2 separate regions of the Homo sapiens genome follow, and region 2 is linked to region 1. The links are chromatin loops, found by intact Hi-C in ENCODE. Cell type or tissue: PC-9. All regions are shown on one strand. Each heading gives the region's core, and the rest is flanking DNA. Links, peaks and the distances in the headings are about the cores only. Region 1 overlaps LINC02798 (long intergenic non-protein coding RNA 2798). Region 2 overlaps LINC02798 (long intergenic non-protein coding RNA 2798).

What was found. Hi-C counts contacts between places; a loop is a spot of excess contacts. Peaks named below come from ENCODE experiments on the same cell type or tissue, not always from the same donor. Only the 100,000 strongest peaks of a DNase experiment are listed, where the experiment ranks them.
Region 2: a loop joins it to region 1, with 4 times the contacts of the local background. A loop is called at or near these places in 7 of 110 quality-filtered maps.

What each region holds. Positions count from the first base shown.
Region 1 is chr1:121,413,030-121,423,051 of GRCh38, reverse strand. All of the region lies in intron 1 of LINC02798 (long intergenic non-protein coding RNA 2798), which reads right to left. Among named protein-coding and RNA genes, the nearest start is that of SRGAP2-AS1, 20 kb to the right of the region's middle. RefSeq lists an enhancer at 2,764-3,265. In PC-9, for the core only: no CTCF peak of the experiment used is centred there; DNase peaks (open chromatin) are centred at 5,311 and 5,591; H3K27ac peaks cover 1,322 bases.
Region 2 is chr1:121,459,499-121,469,520 of GRCh38, reverse strand. It overlaps LINC02798 (long intergenic non-protein coding RNA 2798), which reads right to left. Exons shown (of 2, transcript XM_047438024.1): 2 at 6,392-9,502. Among named protein-coding and RNA genes, the nearest start is that of SRGAP2-AS1, 67 kb to the right of the region's middle. In PC-9, for the core only: no CTCF peak of the experiment used is centred there; no DNase peak of the experiment used is centred there.

The DNA.
Region 1 (10,022 bases), core at 1,031-9,030:
TTCAAAAGGAATTTGTAAGACAATTGAAGTAATTTGCTCAAGGACAGAATTTGTGGTAAGTCAGTCAACACATCTGAGTAGCATTCAAGATGGAGTTGCTTTACCTCCACACAAACTTAGAGTAATGAGAAAAATAAAAAAGCCAGCAGATAAATTCCTGTCCTGTCTTTCTATCTCACACTTTCCTGAGTAGCAGGGGTTACCTTACGACCTGCGTGGAATACGTCCTTAGTGTTAGTGAGGAAGCAAAAGGTGCTTTGTTCTAAAGCTGTGGATTCCTGGACGATGTACTACATTTTCTCCTCCCCTGAATCACTTCTTTTTCCCTCACTGTTGCTACCCTAACATTGCTTTTTCAAGAAAGTATTAGGACTTAAGCTTTGACCCAGGCTATATGTTTTTAGGGAACTTTAAAACATTCACTTTAGGCATATGTAATCTTAAACACATAAGAAATCTAAAATATGAGAATAATTAAAAGACTTTCAGTATAATTCCCCCGAATATCCATAGTTTTCACTCCTTAACAACAATACCCCAAATTAAAAATATATATATGGCAAAAGTCTCCTTAATGCCAGTCAATTAATCTAGTTCAGAAGAAAGCTTTATTTTTCTCATAGCTCTGTACCATATAATATAAAATGCTAATAATTTAATTTTTTATTTTATTTGTATTTTTTTTTGAAACGGCATCTCGCTCTGTCGCCCAGGCTGGAGTGCAGTGGCACGATCTCCGCTCACTGCAAGCTCCGCCTCCCAGGTTCGCGCCATTCTCCTGCCTCAGCCTCCAGTGTAGCTGGGAGTACAAGGCATCCACCACCGCGCGCGGCTAATTTTTTTTTTTTTTTTTGTATTTTTAGTAGGGACTGGGTTTCACCGTGTTAGCCAGGATGGTCTCGATCTGACCTCGTGATCCGCCCGCCTCAGCCTCCCAAAGTGCTGGGATTACAGGCGTGAGCCACCGCACCCGGCCAAAATGCTAATAATTAAAAAACAAAAACAAAAACAAACAAACGAAAAAAAACCTTAGTGAGGACTGGTGAAAAATAAAATAAGTCAATATTTTAAAAGAAATACAGGAAACATTTTATTTAGTTTACTATGGAGAAAAGATCCTATAAACAATAATGATAAACGTTAACAGAAACAAATCCATTGACTGTTTTTTAAAACAAATTTTACTGAGGTGTAATATTCATATAAGAAAATGTACTCATTTTTAAAAATGTACCCACTTTACAGTTTAATGAGTCCTGACAAATACGTATATCCATGTAACCACCATCACAATCAAGATTTAGAATATTTGCATCACCCCAAAGAGTTCCCTTGTGACCTTTTGCAGTAACATTTTCCTACCCTTACACCCAGGCAACTGCTGGCCTCATCAGCTTTCACTTCCTGTCACTACACAGTTTTGTCCATTCTAAAATTTCATGTAAATACAATCATCACACACACGTTATGTATGTATGACATGTTATGTACATGTGTACATGTTGTGTATATATCTGCTCTTTCTCTCAGCACGTTTTTGAGACTCATCCATAGAGTTGTGTGTATGATTTTGTCCTTCCTATTGCTAATATACTATTGTATTCAGGTACCACATGTTGATGCACATTTGCATTACTTCTCATTTTTGGCTCTTACCAATGAAGCTGCTATGAACATTCATGTGCAAGCTTTTCTGTAGATATATATTTTTACTTATTTTGGGCAAATATGTAGTAGTGGAATTGCTGTATCATAAGGTAAGTGTACGTTTACTTTTATAAGAAACTGCCACATTATTTTCTAAAGTAGTTGTACCCACAAGCAATGTGCAAGAGTTCCAGTTGTTCCACGTCTTTCCCAACATGACATTGTTAGTTTTTATAGCTATATGTATTTATATGGCTAGTTTTATCTCCTGGTAGTCTTATTTTGTATTTTCTTTCTGAATAATGATGTTGAGCATCTTTTCATATGCTATTGGCCATCTTGTATCTTTTTTGCGAAGTGTCTGTTCAAATCTTTTATCCTTTTTTTTTAATTGCTGTGTTTGTCTTTTTATTCACTTTTAAGCAATAGAAAGCTGGCAGAATCTACTGGGCATCTTGTAATCTGTAAATATGCCAGGAAATTTTAGTTAAATTTATGAAATAAACTGTTGGCAATAATTTATTACCTCATTTTCTGCTTCAATCTTCCTTTTTCAGGAAACTTCATCTATTTTAGCTTTCTATCCATCCTTGGAACAGGCCCAGACTTTCTCCTCACTTCACATTGCTCTTACAATTAGCTGTGCTTAGAATTCTTCCTCCCTATCCCCTGGCTCCTTCTCATTTTTCTAGTCTCAGCTCCAATGTCATATCCTCAAACGTACCTTCCCTGACCACCAAAACTAAAATAAGGACTTTTATACCGTTTCTTATCATGGCACTCTGTTCCATCACTTCTCACAATCTGCAGTAATATATTTTTATTTGCTTATTTGTGTGTTGTTTTGTTCCCCCACCAACTTGTGCTGCATGAGAGCAGAGATTATATTCAACCTGTTTTCCAAGGAATCTCCAGCACATTGCACAGTGCAAGGTTCACAATGAGTGTTGAATAGATATTTGTCATTGAATGAATTAATATCTTAATTCTCTATGAGTTATTAAATTGAAGGGTGAATAGGTTTAGAACAATCATTCCCTATAGTTCTTTTGTAGTTTTTCACAACTATGAGTAATTCACAAATGCAGATAACCTTGTAATTCCTTCTTACTTTCTTGTTCATCAGGAGATTCTTGTAGTAGAAGAGGCTTCATAAGCCTTCCTAGATAAATGTATGCAAAAATGGATATTCCAAGGAGCCATACAGATTTGTCCTTGACTTTTTTGGAACTCCATATCAATGTTGAAACTTTTTAGAAGTTTACAACTTTGGGAACTACCCTAGAGGGATTTTTGGAATAACAAGGTTAGCCTACGTGTACTGGGCTATTACCGGGCTCATTGGGAGACTAGGCAGATTCCATAAGGAAGAAAGCATGCCCAGGAGAAGACAATGAGGAGTGGTGGGTAGCCTGGTGAGCACCAACACAAGTGTTGTCATGCAGAAATGCAGGATCAATTTTTCCTAATCTTTGAATGTGAGAATGAATAAATGAATAAAGATCTTGGTTTACACTTAGTAATCATATAAATACTGGCAACTTATTTAATCTGTATGTATCTTAGTTTCTTTTTCTTTAATGTGTCATTAGTAATATTTAATTTATAAGCTGTTTTCTGGATTAAAGAAAATGCTGGTAGAATGCCTGATATATATTAGAAGCTTTATCTTGTTGTTTGTTACATTTCAAAATTCTTCAGCTTATATGCGTTAGAAAACAAGCATTTTCTAAACATACTGTATTCCATTCTCTATTCAAAGTACATACTTAACAAATACTCACTGCTAGCAATAAAAGCTTAATGTGGTGGCAAAAAAATAAGGAGCAATTATATAACCTAGAGGCTGCAGCAACAAATAAAAGAAAAATCTAAGAGAAAGAAAGAAGGAAACAAAGAAACAAAGGAGGAGAAGGAAGGAGGGAAGGAAGGAAGGAAGGAAGGAGAAAGAAGGAAAGAAAAAAGGAGGAAGGAAGGAAGGAAAGAAGGAAGGAAGGAGGGAAGGAAGGAAGGAAAGAAGGAAGGAAGGAAGAAAAGAAAGAAAGAGAAAGAAAGAAAGAAAGAAAAAGAAAGAAAGAAAAAAGAAAGAAAGAAAGAGAAAGAAAGAAAGGAAGAAAGAAAGAAAGGAAGGAAGGAAGAAAGGAAGGAAAAGAAAGAAAGAGAGAGAGTCCGGGCATGGTGGCTCATGCCTGTAATCCCAGTACTTTGGGAGGCCGAGGCGGGTGGATCATGAGGTCAGGAGTTCAAGACCAGCTTGTCTAAGATGGTGAAACTCCTTCTCTACTTAAAAACTACAAAAATTAGCCAGGCATTGTGGCAGGCACCTGTAATCCCAGCTACTCGGGAGTCTGAGGCAGGAGAATTGCTTGAACCCGGGAAGCAGAGGTTGCAGACAGCCGAGACTGCGCCACTGCACTCCAGCCTGAGTGACAGAGAGAGACTCTGAAAAAAAAAAAAGAAAGAAGGAAAGAAGGAAGGAAGGGAGGGAGGAAGGAAGGAAGGAAAGGAAGGAAAGGGAGGAAAGGAAGGAAGGAAGGAAAAGAAAAGAAAAGAAGAAAAGAAAAGAAGAGAAGAAAAGAAAGGGAGAGGAAGGAAGGGAGGGAAGGAAGAAAGGAAGGAAGGAAAGAGGAAGAAAATGAGACATATAATAATTCAAAGAAAAAATACTTTTGTGACACAGTCAATAGAGCAGATATTCACACACACTTAAAAAATAATTATTTTAAGATATTAAACATTCTCCAAAGAATAACAAGGTTATATAATTCGTGCTTGATAAAAAACGAAGACTGGCCCTCTCCCTCTCCCTCCCCATCCCCCTCCCCCTCTCCCTCTCCCTCTCGCTCTCGCTCTCCGTCTCCCTCTTTCTACGGTCTCCCTCTCTTGCGGAGCCTGGACTGTACTGACATGATCTCGGCTGGCTGCAACCTCCCTGCCTCGGGCTCCGGTGATTCTCCTGCCTCGGCCTGCCGAGTGCCTGGGATCCCCTGGAGCAATACTACTGATATATTTCTATAGGATGCCTTGTTAAGTGCTTACTGCTTTTAGAAAAGGTACCTGAGCTGATGCCCAAGATTACATTAAGAGTGGAAAGGTATTAATGCCCCTTAAAAACATTTTTTACAGCCTAGCAGGAAGAAAAATCACTTTACTCCCATATTACGCTTTATGTATTGCTATTGTCATTGCTAATTACAGTATCCCAATAAAACATTTGTTTATGAACTCCCTTCAGTTTAGTTTCATCTGTTAGTAAGATTTATTTTCCTCTTGCAGTAAAATTTCTTTCTTCACATTAAAATTTTATATAATTTGATTAGATAAAGGATATGGATGGATAATCAAAATAAATAATGGCAGAGAGACTGGTCAAGTTAATGCCTTATTTGCTTTATTTTATTCTGTTTTGACATAAAAAATCAAGCTCTTTTTTCTTTCTAAAATTAAGAAAAGCTTAAGAGGTCTAAATCTAGTTTAGCCAGACACATCCACTTATATCTTTAACAATTTTGAATGTGTTTTGACAGATATTTCTTCTTTCTTCACCATGTAGATTATAATTTACAGTTTCGTTTCACAGCAGTTAAATATTACAGTCATTTTCAAGGAGTGAAAAAATTATCATAAACTAGCTACCTTTACACTGTCATACATGAATCATTTAGAAAATTTAAGGAATTTATCCAACTGCATTTCTCATAAAACACGCCTAGAAAATTGATTTAGCTAAGTAAAACAAAAGAAAAATAATTAAATAAAGCATGCTATGAAATACCATTGTGACTAGGCAATTTGAGGAAAACTTATTAAATCAAATTTTGTTTAAACACAACTTCTTATTTATGTATTTATTTATTTATAGACAGGGTCTCACTGTGTCACCCACACGGGAGTGTAGTGACGCAATCATGGCTCACTGCAGCCTCATGCCCCTGGGCTCAAGCAATCCTCCCACCTTAGCTTCCAGAATAGCTGAGACTACAGGCACCATCACGCCCGGCTACAAATGCATCTTCTTACATAACATTTTCCAGCATTCTACATATATAATCTGAATTAAAGACAAAGTAGATTATTCACATAGAAGCAAAAAAAAAATGCTGTAGTCTGTTAACAGTTGATTATCAATGCTTGCAAATCATTAAAAAGCTGTATTTCATTTTCTCATTAAGATTTAGAATTATTGTCCGAAATATGACTGGTTAGTATTTTTAAAAGGTAAAATCAAATAACTACTTTAATGTTACATTGTAGTTATTGAAATAGCATAACCTGTGTTTTTTTTATATTATCAAATGTATTTTGTCGTATTTTCAAAGACAGAGGAGGAAGTGGGGGTGTGGAGGGTGAGGTGGAAGAAGGAAGACGGAGGAGAGGAAGAACAGAAAATAGAAAAGTGACTGGCGATTTCATATAAATTTTTAAGTTGTATTATAGAACTTTTTAAATTGCTCAGCCTTCTGTCTTACAATGAATATAATCATAACTGTAGCAGAATGATAGCTCTGTAATTCATACACAAGACAGGGATGCCATACTTCACCTAATCCAAATTGTTTTGAAAGACCAGATCTTGCAGTGATTTGCAAATGCGGAAAATACAATTTTGCTGTTGGCCTTTCCCTTTGCTATACTCTTCAATAGCTAAACTTCTGGTTGGCACTCAAAAATAAAAAAAATGCATATATACTGAATGCAAATAAGAGTGCCTTTGAATTTGGAACAAAGAAATAGTCCTAACGTTGTGACTGACTACTCAATTTTGGCCTTTATTCTCAAGTAAGCATTTGAGACACTTTGCAATCTCAACATATTAATAAATAGGTTGAAGCAACATATTTTAAAATAGTTTGACATTTCTAACTATCTGAGTTGTAGCTTTAGGCTTTAGCACAAATTACTTAAAACATTGAAGTGATCTCTGCTTGTTTTCTAATACACTGTCCAGAGTGATTGTTTAAAACTATACATCTTATTTTACTTCTCAATTTAAATTATCTAATAATTTTCCAAGGCAGGATCTCAGCTCACTGCAGCGTCTGCCCCCTGGGCTCAAGCAATCCTCCTACCTCACCCTCCAATTAGCAGGAACCACAGGCACGCAGCACCACGCCCAGCTAATTATTGTATTTTTTGTGGAGATGGGGTTTTGCCATATTGGCCAGGCTGGTCTTGAACCCCTGAGCTCAAGCAATCTGCCCATATTGGCCTCCCAAAGTACTAGGATTATAGGTGTGAGCCACAGTGCACAGCACAAATTTCTTATCATTATCTTAACGGAGCCTGCAAGAAAGCTCCAGGTGCATTGTTCTCTCTTGTCCCCTTATGCCAGCCACAGTGACCATCTTCCAGTTCTTCTAAAGTTCCAGGATAACTTGGGCTTCAGCATCTTGGAATTCTCTGCTCTTTGCAGATGTGTCTCCACCCCCTTTCTAGCTAACTCCTTATTCACCTGTTAGCCCAAACTTCACTCCCTTAGGGAAGGATACTCTGGACACCCAGATTAAATCAATTCCTTCTGTCACATACTCAATGAGGTCCCCATATTTTCTGTCATACCATTTACCATAGCTTAACTTGAGTGAGGACAGATTAATTACCAGTTACACATCACACTGTAAGATTCATGAGTATAGGCATGATATCAGTATTATTCACCATTTTACCCTCACAACCTAGCACTGTACTTAGGATATAGTAAGTGCTCAAGAAATATTTTTGACTGAATGAATAGATACATTGTATGGTAGAGATTTTTCTTTTTATATACTGGTGAAAATGAACTATAATCACAAATAAAAATAACTTTCATTGTTCCATAATTTATATACATGATTTCAGATATTTCCAAGAGTTGTATCTGGTCACAATGGACATGAGATTAATTTTTCTGAAAATGCTGGCATCATGTGCCCTTTCTATGCTCCTTCTTCTCCACCGTACTTAGAATTTTAAAGTAATATTAGAAATTACAGATGAGAAAATGTGATAAGTGGCTTACTTTGAATTCCCTGACAAGCAAATCCTGAAAAAGGAATTCAAGAGAAAATAGTTCCATGGGAGATGACTCCAGGAAACACTAATAGCAGAGTGAGAAAGTGAAACAGGAAATGGAGACAACTTTAATAACACAACAGCAACAACTTAACTCAATGACAAGAGTGTATCATTAAGCAAGTTACCACTTGGGGTTTTGGGAGCCAAGTAGAAAATATACCTCAGCCTTGTCCTGACTGCAGGGCAAGGGAGCTGGGTATTTTTAAATCCTGTTGAGTGCTGCTCCTGAAGGGTGAAAATTTCCTCATACTTCCAGCCTGCTGCTGGCAACAGCAGAGTGGCCTCAGGCTGCCAGAGAAAACACTCAGACAAAGACACATAAATGCTGTCCTTGGAAGTCTACTGGTGTGGACTGCAATACTAAGAGCTTAGGTGACATGGGCAAAGCGCAGAGTCGGCTACAGTAGGCTTTATAAATAGTTCTCAGTACACTGCACTAAATTCTGATCATCCCAAAGACTGAAGTACTCTATAATCTTGTTTTAATTATGATATTTCTGAATAAAGTGTTTAATTGTTGGTAGTGCCTTTTGAAACAATAATATAAATAATAAAATTATAATAGAAGTAGGCTGCTATAATTATAGCAATGAGCGGCATTGCTAAATTTATACAGAAACGGTAGCCCCTAAAAATATTTTGTGAAAGGAATTACAACACTATTTTAAGGGTGGCTCTAAAACATTAATTATAAAAATCTTCCCAGGTATATATGAATACAATTTTTAAAATAATTTGGCCAGGAGTGAGCCACTTCTCTTGTTCTATTTTCTTTTTCATCTCACATGTTAGAATTGACCAAACTTGGTCTCCAAGAGAAGGCAAACAAAACAAAACAAAATGAACATATTGGTCCTAAGGAGATAAAATGATCTGAAGTAGAAGAACATCAGAATAAAGACCCTGGTCATCTTGTGGTGTTTTCATGTAAATGTGATGGATATTTTATAGAACTTGGAATTATTGTACTGGAGTTCTCTTAAGCACTTTACATGACACCATTAACTTTCCACACAAAAATAAACTGCCATAAGGGATTGATTTAATGCTTATGAATGAGGATTTCAATCCCTTTATAAAAGTAAAATAATATATAAAATTTATGTGGTAATTTTCAACAAATAGAATATTTTACATATACTTATTTTTCTCACAATATCTTTAGATAATATTGCTTCCATCTCTAAAGGATTTGGAAACAAGACTATAATGTCAAAAGAAAGTCTGTTAAAAAGAATGTAAGAATCTCTAAATTTAAAGATGCACTTCCACAACGGAAATAAGTGCTGTAAACAACAACTGTTATTGCAGTGCTTTCACATTCATTGCGCAACTAATTCTCAAAACATTCCATTTTAAAGGTAGGAAACTATGTCTAATATCAAACATCTAGTTATGGCCTCTCCCTCATTCAAAAGAAAGAAAAACCCATTAGATAGGAGTTACCTCGATTTCCCACAAATAAATCCAGTAATCTTGTCTCCTTCTACAGTCCTCTTCTCCTTCTTCAAAGTAAAATAAAGAAACTAAGCCTCTTCCTGTGGAAGGTCAGTGTCTTCACTGGTACTTCAAATCAGCTTCTCTTTCGTCTTCTCAGAAGCCTGACATTATCAATTACCCTTATTCCTTGCCCCAACCACATCAGCTTTTAAATATTCCCATGGCTTCTCAATATTTCATTTCAAGCAGAATAAAACAAACACAAACAAAAACTACAAAAAATAAAAACCCAAAACAGAAAACCTCACCCCTTAAATTCTTCTACCCCTACCTCTTCACAGCCAAATTTCTTGAACCAGTGGCCAATATTGAGTCTCCATTTCATCCCCACCCATTTCCTTCTCTATCCCCATTCTCTCCCCTGTTAAGTTTGTAACCCAACAAATTTTTCAACCTCATTTTAATTAATATCTTTATAACTTTTTTTTTTTTTTTTTTGGAAACAGAGTTTTGCCCAGGCTGGAATGCAGTGGCATGGACTTGGCTCACTGCAACCTCCACCTCCCAGGTTCAAGCTATGCTCCTGCCTCAGATTCCCGAGTAGCTGGGATTACAGGCATGTAACACCACGCCCAGCTAATTTTTGTATTTTTGTTAGAGACGGGGTTTCACCATGTTGGACAGGCTGGTCTCAAACTCCTGACCTCATGATCCACCCGCCTCAGCCACCCAAAGTGCTGGGATTACAGGCATGAGCCACCGTGCCCGGCTCCTTGTAACTTTTGTACCTGTGGACTGCTCCTTTCTTCCCCCGGCTTCATTGTTTTCTGTTCATTCTTTGTCTTCTTCTTGTATTCTGGCTGTAACTACTCAATTTC
Region 2 (10,022 bases), core at 1,293-9,292, 46 kb before region 1:
ATGGGGCCAGAAGCAACAGATCCAAGCCAGAAGAGAGGCAGAGGGAATTCAAAGCATAACAGAAAAGGAAAGTCCTAGAATGACAGCTCCATTTCTGGCCTAGAATGCAATCAGTCCAGACCCTCAGAAAGGGGCTTTCCAAGAGACTGTTTCCAAGAAAATAATTGAAATGTCTGTTTAGCTGATGTGATTGACCTTATTGAAAAGTGTACTTAAAGGCTGTTGAATGATTGGGGGTGTGCAGAGGAAATAGCAATAGAAGTACACAATAAGAAAAAGCATGAAGATAAATAAAAGGGGGGAACAAAAATATTCATAATAAACTAAAATTATCAGCTGTGAAAAATAGTTCCATAGGCCAAATACTGTAAACATTGAATATTGACTTAACAATAGAGCATAAGGTCAAGTGGAATATATTTTATAATACAAGGAAATAATTCAACATTAAGAAATATATTCATGCAATTTGCTATTTTATATTAATAGAGAAAATGTGTAATTATCTCCATATATGCTGGAAATATATTTGATAAAAATTTAACATCCACTTTTTATTAAGGTTACAACAAAAACTATTCAGTAAGCTAAAAATAAAAGGAAAGTTCTGTCATATTATTATAGTATCAATCAACAACAAAAACATATTTAAGGGTAAAATACAAGAGAAATTCCAATGAAAGTAAGATACAAAATGAATCATACTGTTACTGTTCAATATATTTTAAAGGGTATGAAATATTCTTGTTAATTTTTTTTTCTACTCAACATGTAAACCTTGATCCTATGATTTGGAAAATTTCCCACAAATAGAAGAACTCTGAATTGTGGAAAAACACACTTTTCCCAATTTCCCTTGCCACTTTGGCATGTGCATACGACCTGGGCTTAGCCAGTCAGATATTCAAACACAACCTTGAATTGGAAATAGTGCAATGGAGCAAGGACAGAAGAGAAGCCACTATGGCTTCCCAAGGAACAAAAAGGCAGTATTGTGGTGCTGGGAATGCCAGCTGTTGTTCAATAGCAATAGCAGTAATATGTTCACCAGATGGATTCATTTTGCATTTGGTTCTGACTGCTTAGTGTACTTGTTTTCCAAATGTGGTTCAATAGTTTTCCTTTGAACTACTTTTTATGTTTTGTCAAAATTAACCAGAGTCTGACTTATCCTATTGTTTAAAATCAAGTACTATGATCATTACATGGAAGTCCTGACAAATAAGAACTTAAATAAGATATTAGAAAGAAACCTAAATCTTCATTAATTGCAACTTATGTGATTTCCTACATAGAAAAGCCTGGAATATCAGTAGAAAAACTATTGGAATAAATGAAATAATTTAAGAAAGTGGCCAGTTATAAGATAAATTTACATCTTTTTAATTTACAGAAATAAATGACAAATACTTATTTTAAAATTCCTCTAACAAAGACAAAATAAGGGTATACTTATGAATTTGTTTAACTAAAGTTGTGAAGGAAAAGTTAAAATTTTCTAAGATCCAATAAAATGGAAAGATATTACAAGATGGAAACTATTCAACATTACAAAGATGCCAAATCTCCCCAAGTAAATCTTTAAATTTAATACAATTTCTATTTAAATTCTAAAAGAATTTTATTATAAAAATTGATTTTAAAATATCTGTAAAATGTAAATCAAGACAATAACCAGGGAATTTTTGAAGAACACTGAAGGAGAATTTGTCCTACTAGGTATCATAATATACTACATAGTTATAATAACTTCAACAGTGTGATATAAGTACAGGAAAAGGCAAATAGTCTAATGAAAGAGACTAGAGAGAAAAAGAAGGCACATATACACATAAGAATTTGGCATATAGCAAATAAAATATTTCAAAGCAGTTAAAAAGAGTTAGATTATCCATTAAGTGGCTGTTTATTTAAAAATCTATCTAGTTTGATAAATAAATTTAGATGTTTGTCTTATACATTTATCAGACAATAAATTCTAATTCATTAGAGTTCAAAGGATAAAACTACAACATTGTTCAAATGCTATAGAAGAATTTTAAAGTTATTTTTGGGATAGAAAAGCCTTCAGAGGCATAAAATTTAAGAATACAGAGGCCTGGCACAGTGGCTCACACCTGTAATCCCAGCACTTTGGGAGGCTGAGGCAGGTGGATCCCCTGAGGTCAGGAGTTCAAGAACAGTCTGGCCAACATGGTGAAACCCTGTCTCTACTAAAAATACAAAAATATCTGGGCGTGTTGGCGGGCACCTGTAATCCCAGCTGCTCGGGAGGCTGAGGCAAGAGAATTGCTTAAACCCAGGAGGCAGAGGTTGCAGACAGTGGAGATCGCACCATTGCACTCTAGCCTGGGTGACAGAGTGAGACTCAGTCTCTAAATAAATAAATACAGAAAAAGACTAAACGTTTTCATTACACAAAATTTAAAAGAAAGTTTATACATGATGAAAGATGCCACAAAGTAACAACAAAATGCAGATTAGGAGAAAATAGGTGCAATGTATCACTTATAAGGGGTTAATCAGCACAAAATATAAAACACCCACTTGAAAAAAAAATGTGGGATGGGGTGCAGTTGGAACAATACATAAATGAATTAAGGTTAGTCTTAAAAATTTGGATAATTAAGTAGTCTATTGCAATTTCATAGCTCTCTTTGCTAGGTTCCAAACACCACAAATCTAATTTTATAACTACCATAATGAGCTCCCGTGTGAACCAGAAATAAAAGGACAAATAGACCCATCAGCAAAATCACTGGCACAAAGACACCCAAAAAGTGACCTGTAAGTTCATTTGGATGATCGGGACCATAGGAGAGCCAGGTGCAGAGCAAATGCTGTGGGACTCAGTATCTTCCAGATCTTTGAGGGGATGAATTATATTTTCCATCTGTTTGTGGCTCGGCAGGACTCCGTAGCCAAGAAAAAAGAGTTCTATTGTCCTGGTGATGCTTTGAAAAGCATTTTGGAAATGCTGAGTCCTTTCTTGGAGAAACAAGTTCAACAGCATAAGTTTGGGGTAGGCCAGGGGAACGGTACTGAGGGTGAATGAGTTGGCCTCAAAAGCTCTGAGAGAATCTGGAGAAGTTTGTCGCAATGAGGGAGTCAAGAAACATGGTCAAACAAAAACACCTGCAGCAACATCTAGAACTTGTCACCGAGCTCTCTGCCATTGAGGGATCCTCTCCAGGACATCAATCAACTGGGCTGAGACAGCTCCGTTATCTGCAGGACCCAGTGCAAAATGTAAACGTGGGACCCCTTATTCAAAAAGCACAAAAAAATTTCCACTAAACGTACTAAACTATCAAGCTGTTACCTTTCTCCCACAGTCTCCACGTTGTTTTGTCATGTCTCTTTTATTTGCTATCTAATGTCATTCTAAGAAAAAAATTTTGATTATTACAAGGAATTTTACCATTCATCTTTGTATTGTGTAATACAAGATTTAGAATATAAGAGCATTTAATTTATATGTATAATTACTGAAATTATACAATTTATATTTCATAGTTCATATATGCATGTGTATTTTGCTCTTACCAAATTAAGAAGAAATTTTGCACCAAAGCAGTGGCACAGTTTTTATTTTACTTTTCGATACATGCACATTCTACCAACACTCTCTACCTTTTGCTACAGGCAAGTAAGAAAAGACTGAAAGGAAAAGGAACTATGGGCTGTCCTGTTTTTCCCTTTCCTTCTGTGTCATCATTTTTTATGTAAGTACTTGGCCAATATAAGAATGTAACTTAAGTAAGAAAGGGTGTAATAGGCTTCTTTGGGTATTCAGATGTCATGAAAGGCCACTGCTTTCTTTCTGCATTTGAAGCAAGGTTGTGTTCAAAGGAATGCACTGTCTCTAAAAGCCGTCAGTGTCCTGTTTCATCGCCCTCCTCTTACTCAGCCCCATATATAAAATGCTTACCTTTTATTTACTTTAAGTCTTACTGAATTTCCAAGCCTAGTGGTCCACTGAAATTCTGTGCATATGGCGCATTGCAAAGGCAATCTGCAAGTGGAGTGTCAAGGAAGCACAGCGTACATGTGCCCTGAATGTATCTCCTCTGCTCACGTGCATGTTCCATTATCCCATTAAACTCCGCTTAGAAAGCACAGTTTAAAGCAAAAGTTGTTAAGAATGTTCAGATAATAACAGCAGAGTTAAACCAGACTCAGCATCTTTCTGAGCATAGGGCTCTGTGTAACTGCACTGGTCAAATGCTCATCAGGCCTACTCTGATTTGCAGGATGAAGTCTGAAGACTGAAGTTTCTCCACACCCTGCATGTCAAAGTGCCTTGTACCACTTGACATATCAAGGCTGCAGCCCGGGTCCGAGAGAGCATGGCTTCTTTGTCACAGCAGCTTTTCCATATCTTAGAAGGCCTGGAGGAGCAGAGTGGTGACCACCTTCTTGATGTCTGAAATCTCTCACCTCCACTCCCCACCAGGCTGGTTCTCAAGCCACACATGAGGATAACATTGATTCCTGCCTTAGTTCTGTCTTTAGAGGGGCTTCTTGTGCCCACCTTGTTCTGTTCTCAGAAATTAGTCCTTCCTTCTATTCCTAAGACTTTCATAAACAATACAAAGTTTTTAATAGGAAAAAACAAGAAAGAGAAAAGGAAAGGATAAAAACAGTAATCTCCTGGAAGAAAAATTAATATGGTTAATAAATAAAAAATAAATAAATGGATGGATAAATAGATGATAAGTGATGTGTATCACCAGTGATAAGGGATATATAAATTAAACATCATTTGTCACTGATTTGTTAAATGTTAAAAAGATTGACAATAAACCAGCCTTTAAATTAATGCATAATTTATGATATTTGGATTCCTACATTGAAGACATGAATGTTTTTTCCTTTACTATAAAGACATTCATTTTAGAATAACAAACTTTAAACCTAAAGTCCAAGCTTTTTAGTTAGAGTCTGGAAATATAATTGACCACATTCCCGTGGTCAAATTAAAATACATCTTATTACCCAAAAAAAAAAAGAATGTAAATTCAACCCCCTGGTATGTTTCCAAACTCTCACACAATGCCATGCTGTTGAAGCATTCACAGTTGATGCTTTGCAAAATTAAAATTGTGTATTTCATCAGCGAAATTCTTTTGTTTTTATTGCTTTCAATTTTGTTTTGTTTTTGCTCTTAAGCATAAGCATGACTGGAAAGCACTAGTTACCATCTCGAGGAGTTTTCCAGGTACAGAAGTAGCAAAAGGGGATCAACCATTGAAGTCAAGTTGATATTTATTGGCTATAATTTTTTAAAAGACATATCTTACCACATTGAAGGCATGTTTTACTATAGCAAAAGCACTATCTAAAAAATATATGACAAACTAACAAAAATAACAAAAGTCTGAAAGTTTGCTGAGTAGAACCAAGACATCATATGAAAGAATTTTAAAAATTGGGATCTTGGAGAAAATGGCAGACAATACTAATAAACTAAACTCATCTGCTCCATTGAGCATTAGTAGTAATGATTTTTTTAATGAATAAAATCCTATATATTTGGTTTTTGACAAACCCTTTACAATTCAGATTCATGTAACATGACAAGAGAACACTTCTTTCCAACTTATTAGAATGCATTTTTTCTGTATTTTTTAAAGGAAATCATTCTGATATAACCTTTAATTTTACTATCCACCAATTTTCAGAGACCTGATTTTAGGAACAAATGTATCTGACATTGGCAATAGTTTAGAGAAAGGAATGCCTTCATATTTCATATTCTTTTTTTTTTTTTAAGTTTCACCATGAGGGTTTCGAATTCCTGACCTTCAGTGATCCACCCACTTCAGCCTCCCAAAATGCTGGGATTACAGGCATGAGCCACCACCACACCTAGCCAGGAATGCATTCATATTCTATTAGCATAAGTTCACATTGTTTTGACTTTTGTTAGAGGACAAAATGGAAAAAACTATCAAAATATAAAATATGCCAAATCTCTGACCCAGCAATCCACATCTATTGTTTAAAAATTGTTACAGTATATATTCATCCATTTTCATGCTGCTGATAAAGACATACCCGAGACTAGGAAGAACAAGAGGTTTAATGGACTTAACAGTTCTACAGGAGTGGGAAGTTCTCACAATCATGGCAGAAGGCAAGAAAGAGCAAGTCAACATCTTACATGGGTGGTGGCAGGCAAAGAGAGAGCTTGTGCAGAGAAACTCCTGTTTTTAAAACCATCATATCTCGTGAGACTCATTCATTATCACGAGAACAGTTCAGGAAAGACCCACCCCCATAATTCAATCACCTACCACCAGGTTCCTCCCATGACAGGTGGGAATTGTAGGAGTTACGATTTAAGATGGGATTTGGGTGGGGACACAGCCAAACCATGTCACACTAGTTTACAGAGGTTTATACAACGTTTATTGCAGTATCACATAACAGTTGACATCACAAACTCTGATGCCTGATTATCTTTGCATAATTCCAGTACCAGTTTAATAATTCTGTAAATTAGGGCACATTATTTAAACTCTCTGCTTCAGTTTCCTCATTGGGAACATATGGGAATAACAACCATTCCTAACTCATGAACGTATTGAGATTAGATGAGATTAGACTATTAGAGCTGTGCCTGACCCATAGTAAGTTCTTAGTAAATATCATCTGGCTTGTTTTTAGAGAATTAGTTACATGAATGACTGTATTATAACTACAGAATTCTAGGCAGTCTTTAAAAAGAGAAGTCCATTGCTACGTATGCTATAAAAGAATATCCACTATAACTTGCTGAATAAAGAAAAAATATGACATGCATATGAGCATTTTGCATATAAATTGTGTGTGTGTGTGTGTGTGTGTGTGTGTGTGTCTAGAAAAATTTCTAAGTAGCTAAAACCATATCTGTCAGTGCCACTTCCACAGTTGCACTGGAAATAGAGATAGAGTAGCCAAAGGCAGTCAATTTTATTATAAAGTACTGTATGGTTTGAATTTTTATAAAATTTAAATAAAGCAATGTTGTTTCATTGTAACACTGAAGAAAAATAAATAAATAGATTTCCAGCTGGGAAAAAAAAAAAAATTTAAATAAAGCCAATAAAATAAGATAAAAAATCTTTTCCAGCATACCCTGACCAATCCTGTCTGTCTTATCCTATGTAATACTAAAGCCTATCTGATATTCATTTGAAATCTCTTTCATTACCTCTCTTTCTTGACTGATGCTATAGATGCAGGCATCAGCACTTCCAAATAATGTAAAATGGTACATCGTATTATTACACAAGTATTGCTCTTGTCCCCACTTCTTGGTCTGAAATATTTCTCTTAGTTTCAGCTGAGTATAAATAAATAAAATGCTATACCTATTCCAGCCCAACCACCATGAACATTTCATGAAAAAACAAATGAACAAACAAAAACTAACCAAATGGTCAGCCAAGAAACATGGATTTAATTCTGGTCCTGTAAATAGAAAAAAGCAATGCTTTCCATCCTGACGTAGCCAAGACACATGACAAACAATGGAGGCCACGGTGAAGAAAAATTGCAATTACAGATTTAAGTTTATTCTCACTCTGTCATGATACTTTGCTTATGATTATTGCTACATATTGTAAAAGTGCAAGTACTGGTGTAAGAAAATAACAATGACTACCTTTCAAATGTGCATACTACCTTTCGGATGATTGAAAAAATAAGGTAAAAAACAGATATCATATCTTCAGATGAAAATATTGACAGATTACATTTATTTATTCAGTCATTTATTCAGCAAGTACTTATTGGGCACCAATGATATTCCAGGTACCATTCTAGGTTCAGGGGACAAAGTAATGCACTGAAGAAAGGTCCTACCCTGATGGAAGGGACAGAATGACAACAAATGGAAATATAATGTCTCTCAAACTGATAAAAACCCATACACACATTTAATCTTCGCAAGCTCATAAGTTTGGTGCTCTCATCATTGTCATTTTTCTGATTTTACAAGTGGAAAAAATAAGGAATAGAAAGGTTGTCACTTACATATAAGCAGTAATATAAATAGTTTGTGATAGAAATAATATTCAAACCCCAGAATTTGATGCCAGATCCTGAGGTCTTGATATTCCTGTTCAAAATCACATCACAAGGTTGTTCAGGGGACTAAATGAGATAATTTATGTTGAACCATTTTTTAAATTGTATTTTAAAAAAATATTGACATCATCATCACCATCAGCTATGGTATTTTTGTCTGGGCAAATTGCAAACTCCAAGGTTGGCATTGGAAAACAGCATCGGCTGTGCTAAATTTTTCTTAGGAATTTAGTGAAAGTCCTTTGGTATAAAACAGCCAAGAAAGCCTGTGTGTGATTCAAAGGTCCAAAAAATTCACTACATCATACAGAGGAGGTACAGAGAGACATACGTGTTCAGGGGCTGCAGTGAGGCCCAAAAACTTAGCATGGAGATTATTTGAGAGCACAGCAAGAATAATTCCACCTGATGCCATACCTTGTAGAAAGCTGCTTTTTAAAATGTTAATATAATAACAGTAAAACTAAATATCTTCATACCTCTATAAAGATGACCAAGAGAAATCTCTCTAAAAGAAAGAACTAGAAACTGAGCTATAATCTAGCTGTAAAATCACACCTCCCACATACAAATTATTTATTTCTCAGATACTGCAGCTTCTCTCACCATGGAGTCAAAGTGTAAATATCAATGAAGAATAGCCTTAACATTCAACATACATGTATTGTGAAACCTGAAGGATAATTATTATGAAAGATGGTAATTATCAAATTGAGAATGGAAGATGGAAAAGATGCTAAACTGGGCCAACTGAGTTAATAATTAAAAGGTTATTTTTATACAGCAATGATATACTTACCACAGGAAAAACAAACAGTGGATGATAATTGTCTTAGTGAGGGTTTTATCAGAGAAGCAGATCCACTATAAGTGATACAGAGTAAGGGATTTATTTCAAATTTAGAACGTATGCAACTGTGGCAGTGGTCAGACTGTCTATATAATGCCTCACTTGGCCTGAAATTAGCAGAGTTAGTGGTTGAAAACAACATTTCCTCCAGGAATCTCTTTCTGAGGTCCAGAACGTATTAGGTCTCTATAAAATTAGGACTTGTGTTTGTCTGCATCAGCAGAGAAAATGGAAATAATAATGGCTTTTAAAACTCAGGTTACTTCTCTTACATAAAGAGGTTCAGAGGTAGGAAGACCAACTTTCCATTGTCAATAGGATCCAAAACCCTCTTTCTACACCATCCTGGCACATGATTTTCATACTCAGATTTACCTCAGGTCACTATGTGGCTGCTAGAGATCTTGGCATCATGGTCATGCTAGAGGTCACAAAAAAATAGGATAGAAGAGAAAAATGGTGGTGGTCGTAGTGGGCTTGATCTCTAATTTGTGTCAGGTCTCATTAATCAGTTTTCATGGATGTCCCACACATCACATCTTCTTGCATCTCATAGATCAGAATATCATCACCTAGCTGCAAGGAAAGAAGATAAATTTAGTCCTTATTCCAGGTAGCAATGTGCCTAATAATAATAATAATAATAATAATAATGATTTAAGAATCATTATTTATGGATTCAAGTAATAAAGATGAAAATGTGAACATATTAAATATTAAATTAACTACTAAAGACTTACTTTGTATTTTTTAGACAAAAATACATCCAAATGCAAATTCTATTTTTTTTCTTGCACTCTAAACAACATTCTAGAACATCCCCTGAAATACATACAAATCACTTTGGAAGCCACTGATTTAGAGAATGGAAAAACGTTATTTGAAAGTGACAGATGATGACTAATAGTTCACATGTGTTGATTCCCAAGAGATGCATTATTTCATCCAGCATTTATTAATATAGATTATTTGGAACATTAATATTTAAAATATTATAATGCATATATAATAAACATGCATTGAATTTCTATATTTATTAGATACGATTCAAAAGATTTCAAAGAAAGATATTAAAGTTACTCATGTATAGAGTTAA